2 separate regions of the Mus musculus genome follow, and region 2 is linked to region 1. The links are chromatin loops, found by intact Hi-C in ENCODE. Cell type or tissue: left cerebral cortex. All regions are shown on one strand. Links, peaks and the distances in the headings refer to the core of each region. The heading gives the core; the rest is flanking DNA. Region 1 has its middle 74 kb from the start of Diaph3. Region 2 overlaps Diaph3 (diaphanous related formin 3).

Region 1 (4,404 bases), core at 256-4,255:
CTTTGTTTCTGTAACAAAGTATATAACAGAAACAAAGAGGAAGGACTTCATGGTTAAGTAACCTCAGCCCATCATGCCTAAGAAAGCATGGTGGGGTAGGACTTTGCACATCACGGTGGGCAGGAAGCAGAGGAAGTGGAATATGGGAAGGGGACTTGGAGAAGAGAAAACCTGACAGACACTCCATTAGCCCACTTACTTTTATGAAGTCCCAGTTTTATTTTTCATCACCTCAAAATGTCATCAGACTATGAATCCATCAAGGGATCAAGCCATTCATTAGGTCAGAACCTTCATGATCAAATAACCCACGGAAACACGTTTGTAGACTAATCCAGAGATTCACTTCAGTAATCTCCTAGGTGATGTTTCAAGCCAATTAAGTTGGCAAAAATGATTAACCAAAATAGTATTTGAATGTACATTTCTTCAGTTTTTAAAAAGAGTTTTACCTTTTATTTCATGTGTAAGTGTTTTTCTGTATGTATATACATGTACCACGTATGTACTCGGTTTCTAAAAGGGATAGAAGAGGGTGTTGCAGTCTCTGTAACTGGAGCTACAGAGGATTGTGAGCCTCTCTGTAGGTGCTAGGAACTTACTGCAGGTCTTCTGCAAAATTAGCAAGTGCTCGTAACCACGGAGCCATCTCGGCAGCCTCTAAAATCCACATTTACTGAGAGCACAGAGATTTTGGTAACAAGCTCCTTGGACCCTAGAACTGCAGTTGTACAATATAAATTTGTTAAATAAGCGAATGATTCGTCTCATAATAATCTATTTCTTTAACTTTGTTGGTGCTCTTTTGAGACAGTATTGGTTATACTCAAGCCTGCTTCCAACATGTACCCTGCGACTCAGCCTCACTAGTGATGATTTATAAGCCTACGTCTATTTCTTTATATCTGATTTCTCTTTTCATTTCTCCTTTTGTATATTGAGTGGATATTCATTTACCCAGTTCCTATAACGAGATCTGCAGAATGTGGGGTGCTTGATAGTCTCACTGCCCAACTGTCATTGCCACCAGACTAAACTTTTGCAACTGTTTGCTAGATGGTTTCCTTGATTATGGTCAAGCTAACCTTTGTAACTCTTCTCTTTGCCCTTGACAGATTGAATTTCAAACTTGGCCCTAACTGATCATCTCTGTAAAGACCTCTTTAGTCATTTCAGTAGCACCCCTTGACCTTGGTACCCCACTATACCTTCCTTGCACCACAGTGTACCATGGTTACATGGCACATAGATCATGGCACATTACTACATGCGTTTGCACATCTGTATGCTTTGTAACTCACTGAGGACAGAGGTCTGCTATTTGCCACAAGACTATTTTATCCTCACTGTTCTACATAGTGTGGGGCTTTCATGAATGCTTGACAAATATTTAATGAGTGAACAGTATTTTGCTTAATTATCATTAATTATGTCAAGTTTAATGTATTTATATCCAGATCATGCACAGTATCCTACCTTGTAAAAAAGTGCTGCATCCTCAAGTCCCGGGCAAATGGCAGGCATAACTTCCTCTCTCTCTCTCTCTCAGACATAGAAGATTTGATTTGTATCTGTTTCCTAAGATTAGCATATACCTAAAACTGGGTTGATAACATCAAGTCTGCTGTGAAGATTATTAAATTGAACGTTGAAGGATTAACCAAAAAGAAAAAAAAAGTAGAAACATTTTCTGCTTTCAAGGATCAAAATAACTAGAAGACAATACCCACAGAAAATAGGATCATCATCATTTTTGAATGATACTAAAATTAGGTCTATCCGATATTCACACAGGAAAAAGAAGATGTGCTTAAAGTGTGTCTGTGGCCAAGCTGGAATTTACCATAGGAGATAAACAGCCTTGTGGGATGGCAGCTGATCTCCCTAGAGGGTTGTGCACAGGAGAGTCATCTTTTTTCAAGCCTGCAGCGCTCTCTACTGGCCATTGGTATGCCAAGGGCATCTAGCAGAAAACAGCATCATGCCAGTTTGGACCACAGTGTACATGGAGGGAGGAAAAGCAACACAGAACACAAGGAAATGGTGCTGAGTTCCACATGAGCACTCTGGATACTCTAGGCTGTGTTCAGAAGGAGGCCACCAAACAGGAATGACAACAGACTTCCAAGACTAAAAACCAAAAGTGATTCAAGTTCAAAATTGTGATATTCAGGCATTCTGGGTAATGATTGTGTCCAAAAAAAAAAATGAGTCAGGGAGACAAATTAACATTTATAAGCGAATCTGCATAATGTAGGATGATTATATGTGCATGCAATGCCTTGTTCAAACTGTCTCCCTCAATGAATCCTTGCAGAATTGCAGGACAGGTGACAACAGCCCATTTTTATTAGGGGAGGCAATCGTGGAAAAGAAAGGCTTATATCTGCTGTTTATTTACATAAGTGTGAGGCTGGATATTTTAACTCTGCATGTTCCAGTCCCAGCAGTGGGGCTGCTCGAGGAGACACTTGGCCTTTTGCACATCTGTCACATCTTGACCACCTCCTTGCTTCTTGGCCCAGGAGAACAGTTCAGGCTTCCTCTTGAGATGCTCTTGCCTGAGTTCTTGAATCAGGCCAAGGAGCCCTGGCTCAGATGATGAGGTTTTTAAAATGATGGATGAGCATGCTGCGAGGGTACTACAGTAGACTCGCAAAGAGAGAGAAGGAAAGAAAATACACGCACGTGTGCACATCCATGCATTCCATATGTATTTACCTATATCTTTAGCTGATATATCTTCTAATATAGGAAAAGCTGACCTCCAAACTGAAGCTTCAGATTCCAAACTACTACCCCAGGGTTCATGATAGCATACCCCATCTCTTTTCCCACAATGAGAAATCATACTATCATTATCCACAGTATATTTATTTATTTCCGCAATCCTAAAATACATAAAAGGTAGTCATTGAATTGCTACTCATAACTTAGTTTTGAGAGGATCACTATCTAACAATATTTTTAGGAAGCTTTTATTTCTTTAGCCATACAACATGGATCCCAAAACACTGCTTTCAATATCTGTTATAACATACATAGCCATGTTGGTATTCTCTACTTATTAATTTATTTCATTGAGTATGACTATTATTATGATGATAATATGCCGTAGCATATTTATGCATATATGTGTGCTTATATGTATGCCTATGTGTGCATCTGTGCATGCATGTGAGTGTGTGCATGTGGAAGTCAGAGGTCAACGTTAGATATTTTCCTCAGCTCTCTCCACCTTATTTTTTGAGACAGAATTTCTTTCTTAATCTGGGGGTCACTCACTTAGCTGGACTAGCTGGCTAGCAAGCTCCTAAGAATCCTTTTCTTTTCTTTTTCTTTTTTTTTTTTTTTTTGATTTTTCAGAACCTACTTTTAATAAGGGTTCTTAAATGCTTTAACCTTCCTTTTGTAGCCTACCACCTATCAGAGGCAGAGGAAGAGAACCGTTACTAGGATATAGGGAAGTGGACCTGGTTAGAAATGGTTCTTTGGAGAAAATTCAATCTGCTTTGTCAGGAAATCAGCAGTTCAGTTCACAGGAATTGGCAGTGACAGCTCAATCCACTCATAAACACCATTCACAAATCGGCAATGTCAGGTCGATCCAGAAGAAACCACAAGGCTCTGCTGTACCCTGTTTAGAAGTACTGTCAGGGTAACAAATACAAATCAGCAGTGGTGGCACGACCCAGCAGAACCAGCCAGGCCGCTGCTGAACTGGCACAAGTCAGCAGGAGTGACCAGGGCCAGCGGGGATGCCAGGAGAAGTTCTCTGCCATGCCTCTCTCAACTAAGTCAAGTGTTGCAAAGCTAGCCATGTAAGCCAGCTGTCATTGTCCGTTGAGTCCTATTTATACTCCTTCCAGACATCACATGTCCTCCCACAGATCTTGCCTCAGTAAAACTCCATGAAAGTCTGTGTCAGCTGACGTATCCAGAAACTTCCACTTCACTCGGCCAATCAGCCCAAGTCCAAGGAAGTGGCAAGAAGCTGCCAGAAGTTTTTTGGTGCATTTCTTTCTATAAAGTCGTGACAAACAAAGACCAGTAAGGAATGGCAATACCATCTCTAGCATCATACACTGTCTGTTGGGTTACATTCATATTTCTTCTTAACCTCATACATCCTTTCACGTGTTTGCTTTAGCAAAACATCCTTTCACCTGTGTCTGCTTCAGGAAAACATTCGTCCATATGTCTGCTTTAGCAAGACATCCTTTCACCTCTGTGCCCCAGCAAAACATCAATTAACATAACCGACTTTCCAAAGAAAGCATAAGTTTGCACTTCAGCTAAGGACACTTTAGCCCTGTCTCTCCATACACTCATTCTTGTAGGACACAGAAGAGCAGAGGATGAGCAAAAGAGTGCTCACATGTTTGCCTTTTCAGTGCTGGGATT
Region 2 (4,404 bases), core at 200-4,199, 430 kb before region 1:
CTAGCCCACAAGCTCCAAATATCCCAATACAATTCACAGAGCACATGAAGCTCACAAAGCAGGAAGACCATAGTGTGGATTCTTCCATCCTTCTTAGAAGGGGGAGCATAATATTCATGGGAGCAAACACGAAGACAAAATGTGAAGCAGAGACTGAAGGAAAGGCCATCCATAGACTGCCCCACCTGGGGATCCATCCCATATACTGACACCAAATGCAGACAGTATTGCGGATGCCACCAAGTACTTGCTGACAGGAGCCTGAAACAGCTGTCTCCTGAGAGGCCCTGCTGGATCCTGACCAATACAGATGAGGATGCTCACAGCCAACCATTGGACTGAGCACAGGGACTCCAATGGACGAACGAAAGAGCTGATGGGATCTTATCTGGTATCAATGGGAGAGGAGGCCCTTAGTCCTGTGAAGGCTCGATGCCCCAGTGTAGAGGAATGCTAGGGTAGTGAGGCAGGAGTGGGTAGGTGGGTGGGGGAACACCCTCATAGAAGCAGGGTAATGAGGGATGGCATAGGGGGTTTACAGAGGGTAACTGGGAAAGGGGATAACATTTGAAATGTAAATAAAATACCCCCCCCCTTTTTTTTTCAAAAAAAGAGTGTTTAAAGTGTGCTACTAAACAAAATTTACAGGCTCACATTTAACTCAACCTTCCAGAAGGGAAAACAAAAACAAACAAACAAACAAACAAAAAACAAACCCTGGCTGTTAGTCTACGATGCCTTCGTGAATTAGTGCTCCGTGCAGCTATTTACAGAAGCCTTTCTTGGTACAGTGTCTTAGCCCTTAACCATCTAGATTAAAGCACAAAATACTATTTAAACCAGAGAGCAAAAACGCAGGAGTAACTTCAAACGAAATCTCTGAACTTGTTTTAATACAGAAGAAATGTTGAAATTTGAGTCAAGGGGTGTAGAGAGCCAATGTTCATTGGAACTTAACCGACAAAGACAACAGCAGAGGAGACCTCTCTCATGCTGCACACAACCACAGACTATAAGCAATGGGATCGGGGATAAAGTAAACCATAATAGTTCAAATGTTCCATTTTCTTTTCCTATGCTCATTATTCCTCTAACGTGAACGCATGGGAGTTAGAAGCAAAAAAATTATAGTGTTTCCTAAGGAAAGCCTCTTCTACCCTGAAACTGACCAGTGCAAAGAGTTATTAGTTCTTGTGGTTGGCTTTCCATTCCCATTCTGACCATGTTTGGCCCTCTATACCTTCCCAGAGCTATGAGATGAGTTCTTTAATAGAATTTACCTTAGCAAGCTATTGTCAGAATTGAGTTAACCTGTTTAAAGACAGTGTCTCCACCTGGTCAGGGCAGATCCACATTAGCTGGTATTACATTTAATACTGTGACTCTCCCTGTTCAGCTGATTGGGATTTGTAACAAATCCATCCTCCAGATGTAGCTCTCTCCTGTGAGACTATGCCGGGGCCTAGCAAACACAGAAGTGGATGCCCACAGTCAGCTATTGGATGGATCACATGGCCCCCATTAAAGGAGCTAGAGAAAGTAACCAAGGATCTAAAGGGATCTGCAACCCCATAGGTGGAACAACATTATGAACTAACCAGTATCCCCTGGAGCTCGTGTCTTTAGCTGCATATGTATCAGAAGATGGCCCGGCCGGCCATCAGTGGAAAGAGACGCCCATTGGTTGTGCAAACTTTATCTGCCTCAGTACAGGGGAACGACAGGGCCAAGAAGTGGGAGTGGGTGGGTGGGGGAGTAGGTGGGGGACTTTTGGGATAGAATTGGAAATGTAAATGAAATAAATATCTAACTAAAAAAAAAGAAAAAACAAAAAGAAAAAGAGCCCAAATCCATCCTCAACCACTAACTACGTCAGCCCCTGCCCACTTCAGCTAGGAAGGCTAGAAAAGCCAACAACAAGAAGCTAAAAACACCCATTTCCCAGTCTCCCTGCCAGCAACGCTAGAGACGCCATGCACCGAGGCACTAGACATGAGCAGAGTGCATGTCCATAACTATTATCCCATTTCTCATGGACCGGCCTTGTGGCAGCTCTAACTGCAACTGTAGAATGCTGCCCCCTTCTGGCAATCAAAATATTAACATTAATGATATGTTGAGTTGCTCCAGGCAATACCTAAGAATATTTGTAAACTTAAGTGAAAATTTTTATAAATGCAATGAGATGTGTAAGTCACAGTCAGCATGTGATGGATTTCATCTTATCTAGATTTTAATTTAAATAATTTCATGATGGACAGTAAATAAGGCTGCACAGATTACAATTATAAAATGAATGTTCTCAGAAAAAGTTTTACATCTATTAGTTATGGGTCTGCGTGTGAGTGTGGGTATGGGTGTGTGTTAGAGGTCAGAGGACAACTTGCTGGAGTCAGCTCTCTCTTCTACCATGTGAGTTATGAGGACAATACTCATTTTGCCAGGCTTAGTGGCAAATACTTTAGCCTAACCAAAGTGCTGGCCCAAATAAAGGATTATTTATGTGTGTTTTTGTGGTTCAACAAGAAAAAAGTCATTTTTGGATGTTACACATACATACAGACACCAAGGCAAAATAATAATCTAAATACTGGCATCACTAATATTGTAGATCATGTAGTCATGAGGAGGGTGTACCTATAATATCAGCTCTGGGGGAGCTGAGCAGGAAGGTCAGGACTCAGACCAGTGTGGGATATATATATTTTGATCATATCTCAAAAACAACCCTAAACTGATGCATAAGCCTAAGAGAGGAAATGTGATGGAAAGACTGTAAGAGCCAGAGGAGCGGGAAGTCTGCCATGAGGTCAGGAGCTACACCCTGAGTTTCACTAGCAGGACTGCCTGAACACAGACAACAACAGCGACCCCAAAGTGCTCTGGGAAAAGCCCTCAAGCCTCCATCACATACACAGAGAACTACGGCGAACTATAGAATATTAGAGTTGAATAGTCTTCCCGGGGAAGAGAATGGGCAATCCAACAGCAAGGCGCCATCCCTCAAAACACACATACAAGCAACATTATACAGACCCGAGCAGGCTGTACTTAGAAATATATATTTAAATACATATGTGTGTAAAAACTATTAATAAAAAAGGAGGCCATGGAAGGAGTTACAGAGACAAAGTTCGCAGCTGAGACGGAAGAAAGGACCATCCAGAGACTGCCCCATCTGGGGATCCATCCCATATACAATCACCAAACCCAGACACTATTGCTGATGCCAGCAAGATTTTGCTGACAGGACCCTGACATAGCTCTCTCTTGTGGGGCTTTGCCAGTGTCTGGCAAATACAGAAGTGGATGCTCAAAGTCATCTATTGGATGGAACACAGGGCCCCTAATGAAGAAGCTAGAGAAAGCACCCAAGGAGCTAAAGGGGTCTGCAACCCTATAGGAGGAACAACAATATGAACTAACCAGTACTCCCCAGAACTATGTATCTAGTTGCATATGTAGCAAAGGATGGCCTATTTGGCCATCAATGGGAGGAGAGGCCCTGGTCTTGCTCATAGGCCCCAGTACAGGGGAATGCCAGGGCCAGGAAGCAGGAGTGGGTAGGTTGGGGAGCAGGGCGGGGGGAGGGTATAGGGGATTTTCGGGATAGTATTTGAAATGTAAATGAAGAAAATATCTAATTAAAAAAGAAAGGCCATGGATTTGAAAGAGAGCAATGAAGGATATACTCTGGGGTCTGAAGGGAGAAAAGGGGAGGGACAATGGTATAATAATAATATCAAAAAATAAGATAAATTATTAAACAAAAACCTAAAATGAAACAAAACTCTCCCAAAATTATAAGCCCAGACTTTACACATAAAAACAGTATACTGAGTACTGTAATGTTACTTTTCATTTCTAAATTTATAATCATTAAGTAGGAAAATGATTTGGGGATTATAGTTTTTGATTACTGCATATAAATATCTAATAAAACTGTCTTCTGAATATTTAACAGGAAAACTTTGTTTTCAAAACCAAAAAAAAAAAAGATAAACATATTACAGCCCACAACTTAGTAGGACTCATGCAACTGATGTATAAATTAGTAATTACAAAATATTACATTAAGAAATTAAATAGCCAGGTGGTAGTGGCTCACGCCTTTAATCCCAGCACTTGGGAGGCAGAGGCAGGCGGATTTCTGAGTTCAAGGCCAGCCTGGTCTACAAACTGAGTTCCAGGACAGCCAGGCAGCCAGGGTTATAGAAAGAAACCCTGTCTCGAAAGAAAAAAAAAAAAACCAACAAAGAAAAGAAATTAAATAGATACACAAAGATTTGAAAATTCTTAAATGTGCACGAGTTGTCCCTCTTCAAAGTCTCTATCACAAGAGTAACCATGACAGAAAACCACAAGTGGACACAGTGTGGAGATCACAGACCCTGAGGGACCTAG

Evidence for each region. A loop is a pair of places that touch in the nucleus more often than their neighbours do. Peaks named below come from ENCODE experiments on the same cell type or tissue, not always from the same donor. Only the 100,000 strongest peaks of a DNase experiment are listed, where the experiment ranks them.
Region 2: it touches region 1 in a loop (5-fold over the local background); 2 of 42 quality-filtered maps call a loop at or near these places.

What each region holds. Positions count from the first base shown.
Region 1 is chr14:87,213,378-87,217,781 of GRCm38, forward strand. No RefSeq gene overlaps it. Among named protein-coding and RNA genes, the nearest start is that of Diaph3, 74 kb to the left of the region's middle. In left cerebral cortex, for the core only: a CTCF peak has its summit at 1,937 (motif pointing left); DNase peaks (open chromatin) are centred at 1,927 and 3,870.
Region 2 is chr14:86,779,717-86,784,120 of GRCm38, forward strand. The region is part of intron 25 of Diaph3 (diaphanous related formin 3); the gene reads right to left. Among named protein-coding and RNA genes, the nearest start is that of Gm33025, 13 kb to the right of the region's middle. In left cerebral cortex, for the core only: a CTCF peak has its summit at 2,075 (motif pointing left); a DNase peak (open chromatin) is centred at 2,060.